Regions from separate parts of the Mus musculus genome. Here regions 2 and 3 are each linked to region 1. A link is a loop called in an ENCODE intact Hi-C map of the cell type or tissue named here. Cell type or tissue: left cerebral cortex. All regions are shown on one strand. Region 1 holds the start of Cep164 (centrosomal protein 164). Region 2 overlaps 4833428L15Rik (RIKEN cDNA 4833428L15 gene). Region 3 holds the start of Rnf214 (ring finger protein 214).

What was found. Hi-C counts contacts between places; a loop is a spot of excess contacts. Peaks named below come from ENCODE experiments on the same cell type or tissue, not always from the same donor. Only the 100,000 strongest peaks of a DNase experiment are listed, where the experiment ranks them.
Region 2: a loop joins it to region 1, with 3 times the contacts of the local background. A loop is called at or near these places in 7 of 42 quality-filtered maps.
Region 3: it touches region 1 in a loop (6-fold over the local background); 3 of 42 quality-filtered maps call a loop at or near these places.

What each region holds. Positions count from the first base shown.
Region 1 is chr9:45,826,345-45,831,344 of GRCm38, forward strand. It overlaps Cep164 (centrosomal protein 164), which reads right to left and starts at 2,319. Exons shown (of 30, transcript NM_001081373.3): 1 at 2,158-2,319. In left cerebral cortex, a CTCF peak has its summit at 2,995 (motif pointing right); DNase peaks (open chromatin) are centred at 1,558, 1,868, 2,349 and 3,006; H3K4me3 peaks cover 1,693 bases; H3K27ac peaks cover 500 bases.
Region 2 is chr9:45,413,982-45,418,981 of GRCm38, forward strand. It overlaps 4833428L15Rik (RIKEN cDNA 4833428L15 gene), which reads right to left. Exons shown (of 5, transcript NR_040732.1): 4 at 4,848-5,000; 5 at 2,645-3,414. Among named protein-coding and RNA genes, the nearest start is that of Fxyd2, 10 kb to the left of the region's middle. In left cerebral cortex, CTCF peaks have their summits at 2,098 (motif pointing right), 3,494 (motif pointing left) and 4,448; DNase peaks (open chromatin) are centred at 2,120, 3,486 and 4,479.
Region 3 is chr9:45,904,439-45,909,438 of GRCm38, forward strand. Rnf214 (ring finger protein 214) reads right to left here and starts at 2,473. Exons shown (of 14, transcript NM_178709.5): 1 at 1,914-2,473; 2 at 368-481. The coding sequence starts at 474. It overlaps Pcsk7 (proprotein convertase subtilisin/kexin type 7), which reads left to right and starts at 2,131. Exons shown (of 17, transcript NM_008794.2): 1 at 2,131-2,601; 2 at 4,090-4,213; 3 at 4,822-5,000. The coding sequence starts at 4,834. In left cerebral cortex, CTCF peaks have their summits at 2,101 (motif pointing left) and 2,316; DNase peaks (open chromatin) are centred at 1,029, 1,333, 1,506, 2,100 and 2 more places; H3K4me3 peaks cover 2,627 bases; H3K27ac peaks cover 1,892 bases.

The sequences.
Region 1 (5,000 bases):
ATGAACAGGTATTTACTGACAGAGAAGGAAGCACGTTCTAACAACAGAAGCAGCAGCACATGCAAAGGCCCTGCAGCAGGAGACGCCAGCAATCAGGAAAGTACTGGAAATGTTGCTGAAGAGGAAGGAAAGAAACCAAAGCCATGCTGCAGATTCGGCCTTTGTCCTACAGAGCTGCCCGTTCAAAAGCACTTTTCCCACACAGGCTGAAACGGAAGCCAGAGTGGAAGGAGGGAAATCAGAGTGGCTGGGGCTGCAGAGACGGCTCAAGGTAAGGGCGCCTGGTGCCCTTCCAGGGAACCTAAGGTCAGTTCCCAGCACCCAGGTTAGATTCTGTGGGGTGCAGCTCACCTGTAACTCCAGCCCCAGGGATCCCCTTACCTTTATGTCTCCAGCACTGAGACCACAAGCAGGAACCACCATGCCTGGCTTTTTTTACAAGGGACTTAACTCGGGTTCTCATGCTTAGAGAGAAAAAAAAAAAAACTTTACCAACTGAGCTATCTCACCGCTATCTCACCGGCCCCTAGAGCAAGGACATTTAAAGCAGAAGGAACGCCATGAACAGAAGCAAAGCAGCTTGATGGGACGGAGTGGCTACTAGGGCCTGCCTAGCATGTGCAAAGCCCTGAGTTCAATCCCTAGTACTGCAAAACAACAACTCCATATGTGAGTGTGTGTGTGGATGTGTACGTGTGTGTGAGTGTGTGTGTATCTGTGTATATGTGAGTATGTGAGTGTGTGTGTGGATGTGTACGTGTGTGTGAGTGTGTGTGTGTCTGTGTATATGTGAGTATGTGAGTGTGTGTGTGTCTGTGTACGTGTGTGTGAGTGTGTGTGTATCTGTGTATATGTGAGTATGTGAGTGTGTGTGTGTCTGTGTATGTGTGTGTGAGTGTGTGTGTGTATCTGTGTATATGTGAGTATTCGAGTGTGGGAGGGGGGAAGGGATGAGGGGGAGGGGAGGGGGGAGCACAAGCACAGCAAATGTGCTTGATGGGGTAAGGATTAATTATAACAACAAAAACTTGGACTAACCACACACTTCCCGGAACACTTGTATGCGGCAGAACTGTACCAAGGGCTTTATTCGCCACCATCCCACCCCAGCCTCTCAGCTAGAGGTTTACTATCCCCACTTATCAAATACAGAGACTGCTTGAATGAAGGACAAGGAGCAGCGAGTCCGGGCTTGCGAGGGCTTTAGCTGTATACAGGACTTCATAAGGGGCTGCCATGGGAATTTCATAAAGAAAGTTGGAGGTGGTGAGAGTTACCGTTCGGAAAGGTGACTGACAGCTGCACAAGAACCAATCAAAAAGGGGACAAAATCAGAGGCAGTTATTCTGAAAGCGCAGCCAAGAAATTATGAACCAAGCCAGTGGCTACCTGAATGAAAAGCGGCTAATCCTGAGGGCAGGAGAATAGCAGGGTCTCGCAGCTAGGTGAAGGAAGAGAAGAGAGAAAGCAGAGAGGATTTCAGCCAGTCCACTGTGATTTTAGGCCAAGAAGCCGACTGCCAAGAAATCTGAAGCATGCCAGATGACTACTGCAGACAGCGGAATGAATTCTCAGCGTAGAGTGGGCTAAGTGACTGAGGAAGTTCTCCATTGAGACAAGAAACATGGGAGACATTGATAGAAGGTCCGGGGGGGGGGGCGGCGGGGGGGGGGTGCGGGTTGGAGATGATCCGCAAGCACATCTAAGCTCGAGTAAGGTATCTGGCTAGGCAGCAAGTACTTCCCAGAGCAACCGGTAACTGGAGGCTCTAGTCGCAATCCAGAGATGGAGTGCAGAGAAAAGCATGCAGGGGCCTGCAGAGGGCTGAGCTGGCAGACGCGCGAGGGCGAGTCACCGAGGCCAAGAAGAGGGCAGCGGTTCCGGGCGTAGATTCCTGAATCAGTGCAAAGAAAACCCCAAACCTCCTCTCTTGCCCAGCTGGCCGAAAGATGCCATGCGCTTGGCTGAACTTGGGATAGCCCAGGAATGGGCTGGGCAATGGCGGTAGGGTGTAGATTCAGGAGAGGCTAGAAAGCCAGGCCCCGCACGCCGGAGGGCTCTTCTCTCCCAGCTTAGTTCCCGCGCAGCAACACCTCACAACGCTTCAGCTCCCTGCAAACTCCTGCCACGCCACCAAGCCTGGCTCCGAGATCTCACCTGTCCCCGATCCGGGGTTTCCGGGAGGATGGCTCTGCGCCTCCTCCCCAGCACCACCCCGGCCCCCCACCTTCCAGGGACGCCGGGGTGTCCGGCTCCCCGCTTCCAGGGACGCCGGGGTGTTGCCCTGCAGCGACCAGCAACCACTTCCGGAAAGGCACTGGCCTAGCAACTGAGAGGCCCGCCTCTACCAAGAGCCAATAGGTCGCTGACTGAGAGCGTTGGCATTGGATTGGTTGAAGTTCCCCCACGAGGCTTTGCCCGTTGCATCCTGAAAGTTGTAGTTCAAAATAGTGAATAAGCACAATCCCACTCCCACCACAAAGAGGTTAAAAGAGAGACCTGAAGGTAGATAAGAGAATTTCTCCCGCGGACGAAAGGAAGCATTCATAATATTAATAATAATCTACTATTACTATTAATTAAGCAAAATTAACAATCATTTATAGACCATCATTTTGTAAAGGTCGAGTAAAATCACGCGAACAACAGTGATTATCAGTGGTCAACCTATTGATTGGGCCCTTAATAAAAGAACTATGAAGGGGTTGGAGAGATGACTCGGTTGTCAAGAGAGCTGCCTACTAACTTTTTCCTTTTAATGTATTATACGTGGACCGGGATCTGATAACACAAGCCCTTAATGCCACCACTTGGGGCACAAAGCAGACAGATCTCTGTGCGTTTGAGACTAGCCTGGTCTATATAGTGAGTTTCAAGCCAGCTGGGACTACACAGTGAGACCCTGTCTCAAAAAAAATTTTAAGTGTGTGGATGTTTTGTCTACATTATACCTGATAGTCATGGAGGCCAGAAGAGGGCACTGCATCCCCTGAAACTGGAGTTGTAAGCAGTTGTGCGCCACCTTGTGGGTGCTAGAAACCAAACCTAGGTCGTCTGCAAGAACAACAGTGCTCTCAACGGCTGAACCATCATCTCTCCCACTCTACTATTGTAAATTTAAAACCGAGTCCTGCGCCGCTAGAGTCTAAGCCGACAAGGAGAAATTGCGAGTGTTGTTACTAGGGATCTCAAACCAGACATCAGGATGTGTTTCTCATGTTTAACGTCAAATCTTTCTGCAATTCCTTTATTCTCACCACAGATGGGGAAAAAAATCACTGCTCCTCATTATCATCACAATCTTTAAAAGTGTCCCCAAGGGGCCACTGGACCAGACATAGAAGAGATGCCATATCATGACTATATCAGACATAACTAAACACTGCCCATAGCTTCCTATACACAAGACTTGCCATCTGAGGCTGTAGAACCAGCTCAGCAGCTGCCAACACCTGCTGCTCTGCGGGAGGACCAGAGTCTGATTCCCAGCAAGCACGAGGCAGCTCACAACCAGCAGAAACTCTAGTTCCAGAGGATCCAACACCTCTTCTGGCTTCTACCCACACCAGGCAAACACATGTGAACACAGACATGTGGTACACAGACATACCTGCAGGCAAAACACTGGAACACATAAAAGAATAAAATATTTTTTGAAAAAAGCAGCTAGATAGTGGTGACTGAACCACACTGAATCCCAAAGCCTTTATTCCCAACATCCAGAAGGCAGAGACAGTCATATCTTTGTGGGTTCAAGTCCAGCCAGGTCTACAAAATAAGTTCCAAGACTGTCAGGCTGTAACACAGAATAACCCTGTCAGGAAAAAGTCAAAAATAAGGAGGAGGAGGAGGAGGAGGAGGAGGAGGAGGAGGAGGAGGAGGAGGAGGAGGAGGAGGAGGAGAAAGAATGATAGAGACAAGCAGATTTCTATGAATTCTAGACTGGCAAGGTCTACATATCCAGTTCCAGGACTGTATAGTGAGCTGCTGCCTCAAGAAAGAAAGAGCTGGGCAGTGGTGGCTCACACCTTTAATCCCAGCACTTGGGAGGCAGAGGCAGGCAGATCTCTGAGTTCGAGGCCAGCCTGGTCTACAGAGTGAGTTCCAAGACATCCAAGGCTACACAGAGAAACCCTGTCTCGAAACAACAACAACAAAAAAGCATTAAAAAGGGCTGGTGAGATGGCTCAGTGGGTAAGAGCACCCGACTGTTCTTCCGAAGGTCAGGAGTTCAAATCCCAGCAACCACATGGTGGCTCACAACCATCCGTAATGAGATCTGACTCCCTCTTCTGGAGTGTCTGAGGACAGCTACAGTGTACTTACATATAATAAATAAATAAATAAATAAATAAATAAATAAATAAATAAATAAAAGCATTAAAAAATAAAAAAAATTTTTTTAATTAAAAAAATAAAAATAAAACAAAACAAGTCAGGTAGTGGTGCACGACTTTAATCCCAGCACTCAGGAGGCAGAGGCAGGTGGATATCTGAGTTCAAGACCAGCCTGGTCTATAGAGTGAGTTCCAGGACAGCCAGAGCTATAAAGAGAAACTATGTCTCAATAAATAAATTAGTTAATTAAATGAAATAAAATGAAAGTAAAATTACATTCCAGGCCAGGCTGAGGCACATAAAAAGGCCCCCTGAAGTGTTATCCCTTAAAATACTTTTCTCCTTCAGGAAAAGGGCTAGAAAATAGTCTTCAAAAAATATGGCAGGCTATGGAATTATCACCATGCAGATGAAGGATATATGTTTTATTCAGTTTCTCCCAAGGTTGGTATTCAGAAATACAAACCATTTTACCAAACAAATTAAGAAGGAAAGGGGAAATCACAAAATTGAGACATCAGCTGACAAGCCAGTAGGATGTTTATAGTCTCACTCACTGGGTTGGTTAGCTAGCACTACAGGCCTGTACTAGCAAGCCATCTTGAAACCTGTTTTTTGTTTTTTTGTTTTTGTTTTTGTTTGCGCACAAGCGTGTCAGTGTG
Region 2 (5,000 bases), 410 kb before region 1:
GCTTTAGAGGAAGGCATAGGGGTAAGGAGGGCTGTGCAGGCATGGGGTCTGGGGCAGAGTCGGTGGTGTGTAGGCTCACTGAGGTGGGGTGTCTTTGAGGCCTTTCCCAGTATTAGCCTTCAGCTCATCCTCTGAGTCTTGGTGTGTTGGCTGGTTTTGTGTCAACGTGACACAAGCTAGAGTCATTGCAGAGAAAGGAGCCTTAGTTAGGAAATGCCTCCGTGATATCCAGCTGTAAGGCATTTTCTCAATTAGTGATCAGTGGGGATGGCCCAGCCTATGGTGGGTGGTGTCATTCTGGGCTGGTGGTCCTGGGTTCTATAAGAGCAGACTGAGCAAGCCATGGGGAGCAGGCCATTAATCAGAACCCCTCTATGGCCTTTGCATCAGCTCCTGCACCTGGGTTTGTCCCCTATCTGAGTTCCTTCAGTGATGAACAGCAATATGGAAGTGTAAGTTAAATAAACCCTTTCCTGCCCAACTTGCTTTTTAGTCATGGTGTTTTGTCACAACAATAGAAAGAAATTCTAACTAAGACACTTGGGAACCAGCAAAACCCACTGAAACCCTGGGCCAGTGACTCTGCGATAGGCATTATTTCCAAGTTAAGAGTCAAGACTACCAGCTTTCCTGGACCCCTCCCCTTAATCATTTGGGAGCGTTCTGTCTCGGCCCCTCTTCTCAGGATACCATGATGTCCAGAGATGACAAAGAGGCAGTGCCCTATGAGCCCACCTTCAAGATAGCCAGGTCCCAGGGATAGACTGAGCTAAGGTATAGGGGAGATGTCTTCACTCGTTGGGTCTCTGGCCGCTCAGCCAGAGCCCTTAGTTTCTTCCCTTGAGGAGGAGGGGGGTGATCTGTGGTCCAACTAGTCTGTCTCAGTTAGGGTTTTACTGCTGTGAACAGACACCATGACCAAGGCAACTCTTATAAGGACAACGTTTAATTGGTACTGACTTACAGATTCAGAGGTTCAGTCCAGTATCACCAAGGTGGGAGCATGGCAGCATCCAGGCAGGCATGGTGCAGCTGAGAGTTCTACATCTTCATCTGAAGGCTACTAGGAGAAGACTGGCTCCCACGTGGTAAGGAGGAGGGTCTCATTGTTCATCCCTAAAGTGACACACTTCCTCTAACAAGGCCAAAACCACTCCAACAAAGCCATACCCACTCCAACAAGGCCAAAACGACTCCAACAAGGCCGTACCTCCTAATAGTGTCACTCCCTCAGCCAAGCATATTCAAACCACCACATAGGCTGAGACCAAGGAGGATATGGGAAAAGGTTTCCTTGAGTCTAGCATTGATGATCAGTGGCTTGCTCCTCTTCCTGTCTATTTAGAACTAACTTCATGTCAGGACCTCTGGAGCAGATGGAGGGGCCCTGGATGTCCTTGTTCCTTCTCTCTATGTAGTCACTTTCCTCTGTGATCATTTGTCAGTAGACCTGTTGAGGACGGGTGGCCCAGTGGGTTAGATCCCACGCTGTGACCCTAACAGCTCTGGCAATGCAGTGGCAGAAATTAGGCCCATGTGCCTCAGGGAGTGTTGCTGGTTAATTTTTTGTCTACTTGACACAAGTTAGAGTTATCTGGGAAGAGGGACCTGTAGGCATGTCTGCGTGGCATTTTCTTGATGACTGGTTGATATGGGAGGCCCAGTTCACTGTGGGTGGGATCATTTCTGGGCTGCATAAGAAAGCAGGCTGAGCAAAAGCCATGGGGAACAGGCCAGTAAGCAGAGCTCCTCCATGGCCTCTGCTTCAGTTCCTGCCTCCAGGTTCCTGCCTTGACTTCTCTCAGGGGTGGACTGTGACCTGGAAGTGTAAGCTGAATAAACCCTTTTCTGTCTCCGGTTGTCTTTTACCACAGCAACAGCAAACAACCCTCCCCTGAGCTCTGCCTACATATCAGAGAGCAAGAAGCCCAGGCTGGAAGACACTGTGTGTCCTTTCAGGGAGGTCTCAGAGTTGGATATGTACACAATTGGGATGGGACGGAACAGGTTGCATCTTGCCTGTGAGCACAACTTTGAATGGTAGAGAATCAGGCCAATTTTCAGCACAGCCTCCAGTGCTGCTGTTCTGTCCTTAGACACAAGGGGACGCCACATAACCAGCTTCTCAGTTTCAAGGTTCACTGAGGACTATGTGATCAGCAGGAGCCGGGAAAGCTGGGATGTAGACTCCCCAGAGATGGAGAGGTGCACTCTGCCCTCCACAACCATCCATTTGGGGGGGGTGGACATGACAGTTCAACCTCCTGGCCATGTGTAAGCTCCTGCTCGCCCAACCCTTCACCAAATGGGGCAGAACCCTGATGTCACTGTCTGCATAGACTCTCTCATCATCACCCCAATCTAAGCAGGTCTAGAAACATGGCTGTCATCTGGACTTAGTACTTCCCTTCCCCCAGATCCTGCACGGCAGAGATGGGACGCGGTGTGGAAACAGACCGTGATAGGTAGGTCTCAGCCCATCAGCTGGACAGTAACAGGGAAATCCTTCCGTAGTCCTGTGCCTCAGTTTCCTCATCTGTGAGATGAGCATTATAAGCCCCATTATTAGGTTGAGTGAGATCAGGGATATTAAACAACGCCATCAATCGCTACCAAACAGAACGGGACTTGGTGAGAGACAAGGCAAGATCAACCCAGGTCTTTAATCAAGGATTTGAGTAGCCAACTACAGTGTACTCATGTACATACATACAATAAATAAATAATTTTTTAAAAAGCACATGAGAAACCTACAGAGGATCCCCTGGGGCAAATGCCCCCAAGCACCATGGGATACTGCTTACATCTAAGTCTTGGGGCTGTTTTTTTCCCAATCCATGCATTTGAGTGCGCGTACGTGTGTGACTCACGTGCGTGCATGCATGTGTGTGTGTGTGTGCGTGCTCGAGCATGTGTGTGTGTCTGTGTTCATTCTTGTAAGTGGGATTTGGCTCTGATCTAGGTGAACCCTCTCACTGAAAAGCAGACTTTGAGAGCTGGAGGGAGATGCCCTCAGATAACAGTAGGTCTCCTGCCGCTCCTAGAGCATCTTGTCCCTTTACTTTTTCCCAAGGGCCAAGGACAACTGTGACCTCTGGTCTCCTGAAGACCAGGCCAGCAGGGAGATGTCTCAGCACAGTGTCCAGAACAGTCAGGAGACTAGAGTTACACCCTATTGTGGACCCCAAGCTCTGCCCTTTGGTGTCTGTGTAACATCAGCAACCGCTTGGTTTCCAGAGCCTCAGGTTCCTCGTCTGTAGAACAGGAATATTGACTGGCCCTAGGGTCTGATGCAAACACATTTCAAACGAAAGCTTCACTTGCGATCCAAGTAGCGTCAGGTCAATCAAGATAAATCTGCACGGGAGTGGAGGGAAGCTTCATTCTGTTCTCCCAGGTCTGGTAGGATTGAAACTGAAAGAAAACCTCACGGTTACTACCCATACTGCCCACAGGTTTTTAGTGCTCAGTCTTTAGGTGACACCTGCTGGCCATAATAGGTACTGTATGCCCTCCCCGTACCCCACTCTCGCACCTCCATTCTGGCCAAACTACTGAGAACACTTACTTAGCTCTCTTTGGTCTCTTCGGCATTTCTTGCTCTTAGACTGGGAAGGGCAAAGAGTCCTTTCTTCCCAGGCAGAGACTTCCCCTCCTCCCCTGCCCCAAAGCAGGAATGAACAGGACTTAAGGCTGGAGTGTGAGTTTAGGGCCAACCTGGTCTAGAAAGACTTGTGCTCACAGCAACAATCCCATCAGGCAGAAGACCAGAATATCCAGCTGTCTCTGTCTCCAGAAAAGCCAGACTGAGGGAAGAGGTTCCAGGCACAGAGGCATAGAAGACTCAGAGCAGTTAGCTACTCAGTGGTCAGTGCTTTAGGATAAGTGGTCTCATGACCCACATCTATGCCCAAATACCGGGGTGTTTGGAAGAGTGGGTGAGAGAGGGGCAGGATGGGGGTGTCCCTAGCCTAGGATACGTCTGCCAGGAGGACCAAAGTCTACTGATGATGTCATATAATGCAAGAGATTTTCTTCACATCAGTTCAAGGTGCACAAGAGGATGTCTCAGTGGATAAAGGCGTGGTGGGAGAGGAGACTCCTGAACATTGTTTTCTGACCCTTACAATAACACATAGCATAAAAATGTAAAAATCCAAGACGGCCCGGTGCTGCCGGGAGCCGGCCAGGTGATCTGGCACACCGCTCTCCCTGCTTGTGCATGTTTGAAATGTTCTATGTCAAATCTGCTCTGGAGAGGTGACAGCAAACGCTGCTGCCTGCCACCGCTGGTGACCAGGCAAAGGTCACCAGCGGGGTGGGGACAGGTCAAGCTGTTTCTCTGATCCTCTGCTGAATGATCTGTAGAATGGGAGTGACAGGCATGAAGCTGTGATAATGATGCCACGTCCTGAGGGAGGGCCTGAGTGTGGCAACGAGCCACCACCAGGGCCTGTTACAGTCATCACCATGGGTGGCTGTCCATGGCTCTGGCTGGAGTTTGCCAAATGGAGCAGCTGATACTGACGAACAATTGGTTCATTCTGCTTGGTTTCAACGTCCTAACTAAAGTGATGCTGAAGACATCTTCAAAATGTTGCATGCCCCAGTGTGAGGCCGTTTCAGCTACAGACACTCACTGTGTCCTTTTGACTAACACCACACCTGGGCTTTCTTATCCTTCGAGCCCAGCTCAAGTTCCTCCTCGGTTGTTGCTGGCTGCCCCCTTTTCTGAATTTAAGCAACCCCTTCATAGTTTCCATAAGCCTCCCCCTCAGTGAGATTTGCAAAGTCATCTCTCCCAACCACATCATCCCAGATTCATTCAACACTTAGGGAATGCCTACCTGGAGCGTGGAGGAGTGAGCAGACAGTATGAGAGACACAGGACAATCCTGCCAGTGACACACATCATTGCAGATATGGTAATGCTGAGCAGGCCGCCAGTGACACACACCATTACAGATACAGGAACCATCTCTGCTGGGCGCAGTCAGAGA
Region 3 (5,000 bases), 78 kb after region 1:
CTAGGCCAGCCAGAGCTACAAAGGGAGACCTTGTCTAAAACAAGAAAAAAAAAAGAGCATGACACACAAGAATAGTTAAATGAACAAAGAGTTGGTATAGGATAAATCAAGGAAATATATACATTTATGATGTGTTGATAACTGTCTTAACCTAGCATGCCTACCTAGGTATCAGTTGACATGTAGGATACCGTACAAAAACCAAGCAGTCTCTACTTAAAAAGAAAAATTAATCTGAAGGAGGGAAAAAACCCTTAATCTGCAGAAATGTCACTAGACCTCCAAAGAGGAAAGAAGAGATGCTCAGAAGCCCATCCCAAAAGCCCCTTACCCAAGTAAGCTTTCTCCTCAAGAGTCTGCAAGTTACCTTAGGCCATCTGGGAGAGATTCATCGGACTTGGATGCACACAAAGCAGAAGATTCCGAAGGACTCGGGGTACCGGCCCCAAGGCCAGCTACCTCAGAGGCCGCCATCTGCACTCTGGACATTCAGAAACAAACCAAAGGACACAGGTGACAAAGCTGAAAGCTTTCCTCTGCATAATGCCCACTGTGTCAGTTCCTCCAAACACCTAAGAAAGAGTATTCTGCAGGAGGGCAATAAAAGAGCCACTTCCGGCCATAAGTCCCAGTCAGCACTGCCCTCAGGCGCTGTCATACACATAAACATAAGGCAGACTACTTTTGTTCTGGACAGAAATGCAGTCATTCCAAACAGACGATAATCTGATAAGAATTTTCTGAATGGTCCACATACCTACCTCCATTTATTAAAGTTGACCTTTTTGGCCAAGATTCAATAATATGTTTAAATCCCTTTTGGCTGTTGCAGTCAAAGCATTCTCTATTAATTTAAGTGATAGGGTTTATGTGAGGTGTTTCCAAGAACAAGTCACCCCGGACCATCTCTGTGGGGTGTCTTTTAGCCTGACAGTATTCCTTTCCTACAGATGGGAATGTCTGGTATCTGCCAACGCCCCACTAACAAGTTACCATTGAGTCACAGGCTACTACTCAGTTACTCCAGGAGAAAAGGGAGATGTTGAAAAACATGGTAACTCAAGTAAGGGAACCCAAGAAGACGGTTTTTTACATTTTTATTTTTAAGAGCATCTTTTTTGCTGCAAAATAAACTCGGCCTTCTATGGTAACAAGAAAAACTAGGTGGTAAAAGTAGGATTAGTTCCCATTCCTGCTTTTATTTTGACAGCATCCCATGAATAGAATATCTCTGAACCCAGAAGAATGCACAAGAGCAGATACCGAGTCGGGCTGAATCAATAGTCACAGCTCAGTGCCTCAGTTTCCTCTCATAATAAAAAGCTCCTAGGTGAAAATGGGCCCTGAAACGCCATTATTGCATCTCGGATGCAATCAGTCTGCCTACAATAGGGTCGAGATCATTGCCTCCAACAGGGAACAAGGTCTGGGTCACCGATGCCCAGTAAACGAAAACCTTAGGGCAAGGGTCATACGTGAAACTCCGCAGCTAGAGCCCCAAACGAGAGGGATGGGGGGTGGGGTCGCACATCTGGCTCAAGAGCCCAGTGTGCCCAAGGGAATCCCGCAAGGCAGTGATGGTCACCAGTCAGGCGGCGACGCAGAAGGGGACAATGGGGGGAAGCTGCGCCGGGTGGTCACCGCCACTCTTCACAGGGAGCTGCCGCTACGCTGGCCCTTGGCACTGGCCAGCGCCACCTCCACCCCTTCCCCTCCGTCCTCACCGGCCGCCAGCTCCCGTCCCACTCCCAGGCCGGGCTCCCGCCCCTGTCCCCGCCGCCCCCTCCCCGCCGCCCCCTCCTCCTCCGCCGCGCCCCCCTAGTCCCGCCGTCCCGACCCGCGCGCGCCGCCCCGCACACACCTCCCGCGCCGCGCCCCCGGGGAGCCAAGCGGGGGGGAGGGAAGGGACGCACCTGAGCGGGCGGAGCGGGGGAGGGGGCGGCCAAGCCTGGGGGAGGGGTCGAGCGCTGGCCCGCGCGCGGCACCTCCCACTTCCGGCGGCGCGAGCGCAAGGGGGCGAGGCCGGGGCGGCGAGAGGAGCGGAACCCGCGGGGTGAGCGGCCGCCACCGACGGCGCCCTCTGGCGGCAGGCGCGGACAGCGACCGGACAACGGAGCCGCTGAGGGGACCAGCCCTGAGACCCAAGCGGAGCCCGAGGGACACGCGGGCCAGAGAGACGGCGGCCGGATGGAGGCGAGAGCCTCTCTGAGGAGTTTATGGGGAAGAGTCAAGGCTATGGCAGTCCGACGGAGAAGAGCCGCGAGGGGTGTTTAGAGGTCGGAACCGGGATGGTCCTTACAGAGGACGCCATGAAGGACGAGGGCCCTGTGGCGGAGGGGGTCCTGTGGCGGAGGACACGAGGATTCGAGGCGCCGGAACTCCCACAGCCCTCACGGGCCTGTGACAGAAGCTGTCGGCGGAGCGCCCGGAGCTCGGCCCGCTGGTCAAGAGGCCGCAGGCCCAGCCGCTGATTGGCTGCGGCGCCGGGCGGAAGTGATGTCGCTGTCAGTGGCGCCTCCGGCTCCGGGGAAGCCGAGAGTTTCCGTAGGGTGGGGGCTGCGGCGGCAGCAGCAGCAGCGACAGTAGCAACAGAGGCTGTGGGTGAGTCGGGAAGAAATGTAGTGGAGGCTGGACCTCGGATATACGGGGGACCATGGACCGGGGCTGGTCGGCGTCTGCGGAGGAGGTCCTTCGCTGAGGGCACCTTGGGTCCTGGCGTGGGCGACCCCAGAGGGACCGGGTCTCCGGGTCGTAGGTTCCGGACAGCATCGGTCCTAAGGAGAGAGAGGCACATTGCACGGAGCAGCTGAGTCCGCGTGGGAGTGGGGGCATCAGAAAACTCACTCTGTACAGACCCTGGTTCCTGTGAGTGGGGAGGCGGGGCTTGAAGGACGGTGGTTTAAGAGCAGAATCTTGAGCAGGAAAGGTGCCCGTCTACCTTAGTTGAGGGTGATGGGAGTCTATTTTCAGAAAGTGCTTAAGATTTCTTGCTCAGAGGTCTGAGAATAAGTGCTGCTGTGCCTCTGGACCACAGGGAGAAAAAAACAAACAAACAAACAAAACAAAACAAAAACAAAACTCGGTTTCTCTTCCAGAAATCTCTGTTGGAACCTACAGAGATTGTAGGAGCCTGCCTGAGTGGATGGCTGCTATCAAACCAGACTTTGGATTTACTTATATGCAGACTAGGGAAGACACCTGGGTATCTTGGGCCAAATTGAAGCAGCCCCAGGGGCAGGAAGAATGTAATAGGAAATATGCCATGGAACTTAAGGACATGGTGGCCCACACCTATAATAACAGCAGTAAAGGGGTGGAAGCAAGAGTTCTCAGCCAACCTTTATTATATAAAGAAAGCTTGTTTAAGCCGGATGTTGGTGGCACACACCTTTGTTATCCCAGCACTCTGGAAGCGGAAGCAGGCTGGCTCTCTTGAGTTCCAGGCCAGCCTGGTATACAGAGGAAGGGAGGTCCAAGGAGTCTTTGGTAAAACAGTCTTTCCAGAATGTTTTAAGTCGGTACCATCCAAGTGTATGTCTGGACACCAAGACTGCTGCAGTGTGGGCTTGGTAGACAGTAGTGAGTTTTAAATGAGCTCAAGACCCCACATGTGCCTTGTTCCTGCCCCCACAGTTGCTCGAAAGTTCTAATTTGGTGGGGTTTTTTCCCCTTTGAGTGGTTGAAGACAGGGCTGGAGCCTGTGCCCTCACTGAAAATCCAACTTGGTGAGACGGGGCCAGCTCCTTAGTCCTTCTTGCCAGTCATTTCCTCTCTCCCAGTTACCCACATGCACTTATACTACATTTTATTTCCATTATCTGGCTTTCTCCCTGATTGACAGTTAGGTCTTGCTAAGCCCTTAAAGAAGCAAATGAAAATAACATGATAGGTTAAGAAGTGGGGTATCTGGGTTCTGTATTGGTGTGGCCTTATTGTGATGAATGTCTCCTAGTCTGTGGCCTGTTTTAGATCCCTGGAAATGACATTTAACACTGGTCACTGGTCAGGCCTGGCCTTCACTTTAGTTTCTGCTTTGCTGGCTTTAGTGGGACACCTTTTTGTTGTTGTTTCTGTACTTGGGGTCCACAGGTCTGCAGCTGTGTTCCCAGTCGACACTCACTGCTCACAGTGAAGGTGACATCTCCCTCCATTTTCACAAGATGAGTGTGGTATGGTTACCCAGGCCAGGACCTAAACTTCACAGAGAGCCCAGGTAGGAATGGCTCCACAATGGGAGATAGAAGTCCACTGGGAAAAAGACTTATGTTGTCTGTAAATAAGAGGGAGATAGAGCTGGGTGTGATGGCTCATGCCTGTAATCCCAGGTAGACACTGGTGGATCTCAGTGAATTTGAGGCCAGCCTGATGGTCTACATAGTGAGTTCCAGGACAGCCAGAGAGAGCTACATAGTGAGATCATGTTTTTAAAAAAGAAGGAGGAAGAGAAGGAGGAGGAGGAGGAGGGGTCCTGATGTTGTCAGTCATGGGAGTGATATGTACTTGGAGTAACTGAATGAGCAGCCCAAAGCAAGCACCTGGATGATGCCAGGCTATTGGGGGCACCAAGGGATGGGCCATTGTGCTGTAGGAGTCATCCACTGGGGTTAGCCCTGGCTCATACTCTACCTGGGGGTTAACATTTTGCTTAGGGACAAATGTACTTGGTAGGGGAGGGAAAGAGACTATGAATATCAAGTGACTAACCACTTGAAAGAGGCGTGTTGGGCTTCCCAAGGGGAACACACTGATGGACCTAGTCACTCTCTGAGTTTCCTATAGCTGCTGGCCTTTTTTTGCTGATTCTTTTTCCTTTGTTTGCAGCCTGCTGTTCTGATGCCGAAAGGGAGGCAGAAAGTCCCACACTTGGATGCCCACCTGGGCCTGCCCATCTGCCTCTGGCTGGAATTAGCCATCTTCTTTCTGGTTCCCCAGGTCATGGGCCTATCAGAGGCAGGTGGGCTTGACATCTTGGGCACAGGGGGGCTGAGCTGGGCCGTACA